3 separate regions of the Homo sapiens genome follow, and all the other regions are linked to region 1. A link is a contact called in ENCODE Hi-C data. All regions are on one chromosome and are shown on one strand. Each heading gives the region's core, a stretch centred on a gene start or an enhancer-like site at or near the end of the contact. The rest is flanking DNA. Distances are from core to core; before and after follow the strand shown.

What was found. A loop is a pair of places that touch in the nucleus more often than their neighbours do. Pooled maps may share reads with other maps.
Region 2: a loop to region 1 is called in a map of Right ventricle myocardium inferior, with 2.4 times the contacts of the local background. The contact joins the promoter of LINC01080 here to the enhancer-like site in region 1. A Hi-C loop is called at or near these places in 3 of 168 maps with a recorded cell type or tissue (GM12878, Right ventricle myocardium inferior and left cardiac atrium) and 5 of 50 pooled maps.
Region 3: a loop to region 1 is called in a map with no recorded cell type, with 3 times the contacts of the local background. The contact joins two enhancer-like sites. A Hi-C loop is called at or near these places in 5 of 168 maps with a recorded cell type or tissue (Caco-2, PC-3, endothelial cell of umbilical vein and 2 more), 2 of 37 single-sample maps with no recorded cell type and 4 of 50 pooled maps.

What each region holds. Positions count from the first base shown.
Region 1 is chr13:79,778,599-79,781,444 of GRCh38, reverse strand. No RefSeq gene overlaps it. Among named protein-coding and RNA genes, the nearest start is that of LINC01038, 24 kb to the left of the region's middle. Within about 2 kb of position 1,469, at least 3 of the 41 ENCODE cell types and tissues checked have a DNase peak (open chromatin) inside an H3K27ac peak, as active enhancers do.
Region 2 is chr13:80,009,713-80,012,558 of GRCh38, reverse strand. LINC01080 (long intergenic non-protein coding RNA 1080) reads right to left here and starts at 1,482. Exons shown (of 2, transcript NR_104138.1): 1 at 1,306-1,482.
Region 3 is chr13:79,973,947-79,976,792 of GRCh38, reverse strand. No RefSeq gene overlaps it. Among named protein-coding and RNA genes, the nearest start is that of LINC01080, 36 kb to the left of the region's middle. Within about 2 kb of position 1,397, at least 2 of the 41 ENCODE cell types and tissues checked have a DNase peak (open chromatin) inside an H3K27ac peak, as active enhancers do.

The DNA of each region.
Region 1 (2,846 bases), core at 220-2,719:
GAATGTTCAGTGCTGTATATAAGTCTGTGTATGTGTATGTATATATATATACACACAGTAATAATGCATCCTGGAGAGTGTGTGTGTATATATATACATGCACAGTAATAATGCATCCATATATACATTACATATAATATATATTATATATAATATATGTATATATGTATATATATAATGTGTGTATATATGTATATCTATATAATATGTATATATATATAATATAATATATATATATGGGGCTGGGGTTAAGAAAGATATATATTATTACTAAATAATCCAGAAATACTCAAGAAAAGTGCCATAGTTGATTTCCATGAAGTCTGAATTTCCATTAGATTTAATGGAGGTGACTCTGGGGTATGTTATATTTATATCCCATAATTTAAGTAGCACCCCAGGGATATGTATCTTTATAGCACCCCAGGATGAGATTACAATGGATGAGAAATAAAAAAGGGAGAGTAAGGTCTGGAAAAGGTCCTTGGTTGGAATCTATAGACAGTGTCTTCTCTCCCCTTGCTCTGTACCTAGCCACTTCACTTCTCTATGCAAGTTTGGGAAGAGCCTGTCACATCACAGTAGAGATCTAAAGGGGTTCTGTCCAGAAAAACTATGCTAAAATATGACAACTCATATCTACTTAAAGGGCATTGGCAAATGGTTGGTCTTTGAAAACTTCATCTCTTTACGCCTTCACCCCAAGTTCTGAACATCTCCAAGTCGCTTCTGAGTCTTGTTTTTCCAGCAGGGAGGAGGTGACAGCAGCAGTCTGACTCATCTGGAACCACTGTCTCTTCCCTGGCACCCAGAAATGTGCCTGTCTTCTTAATAGTATCCAATAGCATAATATGGTAAAAAAATGGGCATCCACCAGGAGCCTATAGCACTTCCTCCCACTGAGGGTCAAACACAGACACACATCTCTGAGCCTTCTAAGCAGCTCAGACCTGCACTCTTGCCTGTGTTCCTCTGCCTTTGAATTCACTGGATCTTAGTAGTGACTTAGTAGTTACTCAGTAGTTACCAAAACAGTGCAAAACCATCGCAGTTTCTATGTAAAACAAAACAGAAACCTCATTCTCCGGAGCACACGTGCACTTAACCTAAGTTTGGCATTTGATAGACTTTTCTGCATTTTGTTCTTTTCTGCCTCTCCTACATGGGCTCTCATATCTTTTGTCTTTTTTTTCTTTTTTTTTCTGAAAAGGTTTTGACTTAAAACTGAAAATATTCTAAGTGACAAGTAAGTAGCCCCTTCTCAAATAGAACCTGCAATAACATGCCTGGATTACATTAAGGAATGCTGGAGGGGATCCCAAAAACCAGTGTTTGAACAGTCAACCTGACAAAATCCTAGGACACCATTGAAAGAGCTCCTGTTACCTAACTGACTTAGAGCTGATCAGTGTAATCCTCATGATAATGCATTGTCTGACTCCAGGAACCTGTTGCAATAGCCAGCGGGAGGAGGAGGAACAGAGAGCCCTCTGGGAGTGTCCAAACCTCTGCCACAGTAATGAGACATGAACTGCCTTTTCCTCTGGCTCTGCTTTTGAGCAATGTGGACCAAGAAGTTTCAAAGAGTGAGATAACTTAGATTTATTAAGGAAAGTAAGCTGAACATGGAGACAAAAACAGAGAAAACCACAGAAAGAGACCAATAGCTAATGCCCAAATCCCAGGAAGCAGAGCAGTGAGAGTGAATTTCTTGGCAGGAAAACCAGATTGGTCTAGAAAGAAGTTTTGGGAAAATGTTTGAATCAGTCTCAACAGAATGAAAATGTTTCTAAATGAGCCCTTTGACTGGTTTTCTCTTGGACAAGGTGAAGACCAAATGAAGGAAGGATGAAGGTGGGATGTTTAAGTCTTTTAAAGATAACAAACTTTCCTGTGGCTAGTTAGCCCATTTCTGAGAGTTTATCTCAAGATTCTTCAAAGCATAAGAATGCAAGAGTAGACTTGCACTGGGTCTGTCACCTCCCAAATCTAGGTTGAATGAGGAGGTAGCACAATTCCTGTCTCAGCACCAAAAACTTAGTACCAACAACTGTGACTTTTGTCAAATCTCCTTCCAACTCAGTAAAAAATTCCCCACTATTTGTGATCAACAGTTTTTAAAAATAACACTTCTGTTGTGGCTTCTTTTTTGAAACTGTTTACTCAGAAAGAAAGGTACATATATTTACACTCTGACTGTACTTCATTTCAGGCGATACCGTCCATGAAAAGGAGAGTTGACATAGAATGCCACTCTTGTTTACATCCTATGTCTTATCATGCAGATAAGACTCAGAAAAAATAGACGGTACTAGAAGGTAGGAGAGGGAGAGAGAGAAGTGAACAATTAGAAGGTATAGTTTATGGCCTCTACATAATTTTGAGAGAGTTTTTATGTTAATTGGACAGCAAGGTAGAAAATAATCTTTAGTGGCATGAATAGCAAGATGGTCCTGTTGACTATCAGCATAAGCTATGGTTAGATTACTATTTCTTATCTCTTGTTCAAAGCTCTACATCAAAGGACTATTATCAACTGTTCAAGTGGACAGCAAAGCCTTGCAATGCCTTAGAGCACTCAAGAGTGAGAAAAATTCTAAAGCATTCATTCTTGGGGTAAAGGTAGGCTTTTTATGTATTGAAGAGAAGAGAAAATGGCTGTTATTCTAGTCATGGTACGAAAGCACTGACAAGATAATAGGAACAGAATAAGTCTCTGGTAAATTAAGGTGCTTAATGAGAAATTAGAATACCAGAGTGTTTGTGTGAAACTGGAGCTTAATTCTAAACTGGAGGAAAGTTAGAGATTGTATCACAGCAAAACCGTTAAATTTGTTCCACTAATT
Region 2 (2,846 bases), core at 233-2,732, 230 kb before region 1:
GTTGACCATGGATGTGCAGCTGACCATAAACCTCCAAGTCACAGGCAGGCAAAACTGTGCCACCAGTGGTAGGGCAGAGGCCTCAGAGGAAAGTGTGGGAGTCAGAAAAGCGTGACAGAGGTGGGGTCAGTGATGACTCAGAGGCACAATATCATCTGGATCAAGAGCAAGAGTTTTAGACTCAAGCAGACCCAATTGGTTTGAAATGTCTGCCAAGTCAGGTTATCTCTCTAAGCTTTAGTGTCCTATCTTTTTTTTTTTTTTTTAAAAAGGACATTGATAGGAATTCCTCATAGATTTATTGCAAAGAAAAATGATATAATGCATGTACAGCACTTGGCACAAGGCCTGGCACTGAGCAAATCTTCAAAGACAATTGGCTGCTTTTAAAAAACTATTTTAGTATAGAAAGAGGAGGAGGGAAAAAAAGGCAGAGGAGGAAGTGAAGGAAGGAGAGCAGAGGAGCGGAGGAATGGGAGGAGATCCAGGAAGGCTGTTGGTTGTCGTCCAGGAGATATGCCCCTGAATAGCTCAGGGTTCCTGAGCAAAGCTCAGCACATTAGCAAAGAGTAAACCGGGGAGTAAACAGAATGTGCCAAGCCTCATACAGAGACTTGAGCTGATACTGAGAGGGAAAGCAAGGACAACACATCCATTTAAAGCTCTGAAATAAATCATGCTGCAAAATGCCTGGGAAACCTCCAATACACCCTGGAGCCTGAAGCACAAGTTAGGCAGCCATCAAGGGGAATTCAGATAATAACTCATGAACCCTGGGGTACTTCCCAGAGCACCATACCCTTCATCCAGGGGAGGGACAATCCGGGGAACTGTGGGATATTGTCCTCAGTTTGTTCTGGGAATCTGAATGAGACCCACTTTGCAGAGGAGTAATCACTGAGAAAAGGGAAGTAACAGCTCTGGGAAAATTAGATAACATCTTGAGGAGGTCCAATAGAATGGGAAAAAGACAAACACATAAACAAAAACTGTATGCAGTGGTGCAAGATATAAGAGAAATATATACCAGATATATAGGGAGCCTAGAGAGGACCATGATAAGTTCTGCTTGGGCGGAGACAGGATAGGCTTGGGAGACTCTCCAACTCTGAAGCCAGACTTTAGAGCATAAGTTCACCAGGATGAGAGTAGAAGGCAGGTACATTCTACGTCTGTTTTGTGAAGTGTCCTTATGTGCCATATGTATTGCTAAATCAGTTTTTAAAAATATCTTGTTCACTGTGTAATGGGTCACAATAATTACATGATCTTACATATAATATATTTATGCAAGTATCAACTTACTGTATACGGAATACTCCCATGTCTTCTTTAATTCTTATGATAGGACAGGAAGATAGGTCTGGTTGTCCCTAATTTCGCAAAATGAGGACAGAGTCTCAGAGGATGTTGAGCTGCATGCCCAGCGTTGCTGCAGTTTGACTGAGACCAGCTGCCTTGGTATTCATTCATATTCAGCAAACATGCACTGAGTCCCTACTCTACTGCCAGGCGCTCTGCTAGATGCTGGGAATACAAAGACAATGCTCAAATGAATTCACAGAAAGGAGGGGGAAACAAATATATAAACAGAATTAAAATACAATGAAGTAAAACCTATTATATGGATGTGCATGTGATTGCTACTGAGAATATGCACAGATGAGCATAGGAAGAGCTACACAGAACAGGTGCCACTGAACGACATCTAGAAGGATGAGTAGGTGTTTAGGGGGTAGAAAAGAGAAAGGCTGTTCCAGGCATGAACACTGCACGTGCAAAGCCGGAGAAACACAAGAGAGCATTACGCGGGGCCAAACTGTGAGAAGTTCAGGAAGGATTGTCCTGGGTTGCTGATGAAAGACCTAGCAGCCAGATCAAAAACAGTCTTTGTGGCTGTGCTCTGGAGTTTGAATTTTCATGCTGTAAGTGGCTGGGATCCACTGGAGGATTTTAATTGTGTGAGTGACAAGATCAGATTTGTTATTCAGAAAGCACACTCTGGCACAGTTCAGTGGGTGGAATGGAAAGTGGTTACCCTGGAGACAGGCAGACCCATTAGGAAGCTATGACAATAATCCAGGAGAGAGAAAATGAGGATAGTGGTTGGAAGAACGGGCAGATTCAATGACTTTCTGGAAGTAGAACTGATGGTCAGGAGAGATTCATTGGGTATAAATGCTGAACAAGAGGAAGAATCAACAGCGATGGCAGGTTTCTGGCTGGGATTTCTAGGTGGATAAGTAAATCATTAACCAAGATGTAGAATACCAAAGAGTTAGCAGGTTGGAGTAGAATATTATAAATACATATGGGAGAAGTTGAATTTTAGGTGTCTCTGGAACCTCTAGGTGAGGATATTATGCACAGTTAATATATTTAGAATTCAGAAGAAAGATTGACTAAAGGTATAGATTTAAGAGTAATCATCAAATAGTTTGTTGTTGAGGTTTTGGCAATCTCCAAAACTACAGGATCTGGGTACCACTGCTTCTACTCAATTCATTTGAACCATCTCTGAAGTAAGTACTAGCTCAAGCTTTGTTCCAAAGTACAAATTAGCATAGCAGCTCAGTAAACAATGTCTCTGAGCTTCTGGAAAGAAAGATGTTCAGTCACCATAAGGCCCAGAATTAATGAAAAGTCAAAGAAATAATAGCTCTATTCTCTAGTTGCTTTTGAACCTCAAATCACTCTTTGGCAACAAGGTAAGAATTTACAGAAACTGCTGAAAAGACCTTCTGGTAAATAGGACAGCAAAAAGAGTTTGTTTTTAATATTTGTTCTAAACCATGTATGTGGTCATGTTTTGAAACTGCTAGTTCACATACTTGACCTGAATTCCT
Region 3 (2,846 bases), core at 148-2,647, 200 kb before region 1:
TTGTGGGTAACCCAACCTTTATCTGGCTGCCCTTAACATTTTTTCCTTCATTTCAACCTTGGTGAATCTGACTATTATGTGTCTTGGGTTGCTCTTCTTGAGGAATATCTTTATGGTGCTCTCTGTATTTCCTGAATTTGAATGTTGGCCTGCTTGCTAGGTTGGGGTAGTTCTCCTACATAATATTTTAAAGTGGTTTCTAACTTGGTTCCATTCTCCCCACCACTTTCAGGTACACCAATCAAATATAGATTTGGTCTTTCCACATAGTCCCATATTTCTTGGAGGCTTTGTTCATTTCTTTTCACTCTTTTTTTCTCTAATCTTGTCTTCTTGCTTTATTTCATCAATTTGATCTTTAATCACTGATATCCTTTCTTCTGCTTGATCAAATTGGCTATTAAAGCTTGTGTATTTTTCATGAAATTCTTGTGCTGTGTTTTTCAGCTTCATCAGGTCATTTATGTTCTTCTCTACACTGGTTAGCCATTCATCTAACCTTTTTTCAACGTTTTTAGTTTCCTTGCAGTGGGTTAGAATATGCTCTTTTAGCTTGGAGAAGTTTGTTATTACACACCTTCTGAAGCCTACTTCTGTCAGCTAGTCAAACTCATTCTCCATCCTGTTTTGTTCCCTTGCTGGTGAGGAGTTGTGATCCTTTGGAAGAGAAGGTACATTCTGGTTTTTGGAATTTTCAGCCTTTCTGCTCTGGTTTCTCCCCATCTTTGTAGTTTTTTTCTACCTTTGGTCTTTGATGTTGGTGACCTATGAATGGAGTTTTGGCATGAATGTCCTTTTTGTTGATGTTGATGCTATTCCTGTTTGTTAGTTTTTGTTCTAACAGTCGGGCCCCTCAGCTGCAGGTCTGTTGGAGTTTGCTGGAGGTCCATTCCAGATAATGTTTGACTGAGTATCTCCAGCAGAGACTGCAGAAAAGTAAGTATTGCTGCCTGATCCTTCCTCTGGAAGCTTCGTCCCAGAGGGGCAGCTGCCAGATGCCACCCAGAGCTCTCCTGTATGAGGTTTCTGTCGGCCCCTACTGGGAGGCAACACGGGGGTCAGGGACCCATTTGAGGAGGCATCCTGTCCATTATCAGAGCTCAAACACCATGCTGTGAGAACCACTGCTCCCTTCAGAGCTGTGAGGCAGGGATGTTTAAGTCTAGAAGTTGTGCCCACAGTCGCCCCTTCCCCCAGGTGCTCTGACCCAGGGAGATGAGGGTTTTATCTATAAGTCCCTGACTGGGCTGTTGCCTTTTGTTCAGATATGCCCTGCCCACAGAGGTGGAATCGAGAGAGACAGTTGGCCTTGCTGAGCTGCCGTGGGCACCACCCAGTTTGAGCTTCCCAGCAGCTTTGTTTACACTGTGAGTATAAAACTGCCTACTCAAGCCTCAGCAATGGTGGACACCCCTCCCCCCACCAAGCTCCAGCATTCCAGGTGGATCTCAGATTGCTGTACTAGCAGCGAGAATTACAAGCTAATGGATCTTAGCTTGCTGGGCTCCGTGGGCATGGGACCTGCCAAGCCAGGCACTGGAGGGAATCTCCTGGTCTGCCAGTTGTGAAGACTGTGGGAAAAGTGCAGTATTTGGGTAGGTGTGTACCCTTCCTCCCAGTATAGTCTCTCATGGCTTCCCTTGGCTAGAAAAGGGAAATCCCCTGACCCTTGTGCTTCCTGGGTCAGGTGATGCCCAGCCCTGCTTTGGCTTGCCCTCTGTGGGCTGCACCCACTGTCCAACCAGTCCCAGTGAGATGAACCAGGTAACTCAGTTGGAAATGCAGAAATCACCCTTCTTCTGCATCAATCTCACTGAGAGCTGCAGACCGGAGCTGTTCCTATTCGGCCATCTTGGAAGAGTCCTTGGGGCTTCTTTTTTCAGATGGCTGACTAGCCTAGGAGCATAAGATGTCACTTCTCCTCAAAAAGAAGACCACAGCTACTGGTGAATGGACATGGCTTGAACGGAAAACTAAGGGAAGAGAGCCGGAACCTGTTGGAGTCCTGATGGAAAGAAGCTGGGGTGCAGAAAAGAAAAGCAGAAAGAATCTGGCAGAGAATAACCCCCTGAGGAACTCGAAGCCCCACAGAAAGGGTAGGTCGCAGTGTGTCTCTGCTCCCTTCACCCCTACAACCACCTGTTGACTCCTAAACTGTTAGGGTAACCCCCTGCCCTGATAACCCTGGATAACACTGTTGGCAGCAACTTAAGAACTTCCCAGGGACACAGAACCAGGTGGTCACCTCACACAAGCATAACTGCACTCCCCTAAGGCCAGAAAGGAGAAGTCAGGCACCATACTGGTAGGCCACTGCCCTGCCCAGGCAATCTCTTCTCCTGAGTCACTGCACCACCAGATCCCTCACAAACCTACCCCACAGCCTTCTCTGACTGTGGCAAAATACAGGGGACCAGCAGGTCACTGGGAGGTACAGGACACCTGGAGATCTTACCCTCAATGGGGGTCACCCCTAAGTGAGAGGGGTGTGCAGCTCACCAAAGCTCCCCTTGGGACAAAAAAAAAATATGGATGCAGTGCTAATCATGCCATTCACTGAAAAGGGCAGCACCAGATGCCAGGAATAGACATGGAAAATTGTCATCTCCTCACTGCCTCCCCTCACTGTTGCCAAAGCAATAGAGGTTCTCTCTCCTGGGGGCAGGTGAATGTGTATTTGGAGAATGCACTTTTTGTGCTTTTGTCAATAGCTTCACCCCTGTTAAAAGTGAGCCTGCACTACTTGGGCTTGCAGGAAGAGCAGGGGTCAACTACCTCCCTACACAGAAACACAGAGCAGCAACATCCTAGCAACAAAGAGCAGACAAGCCACAGAGTTGTCCACC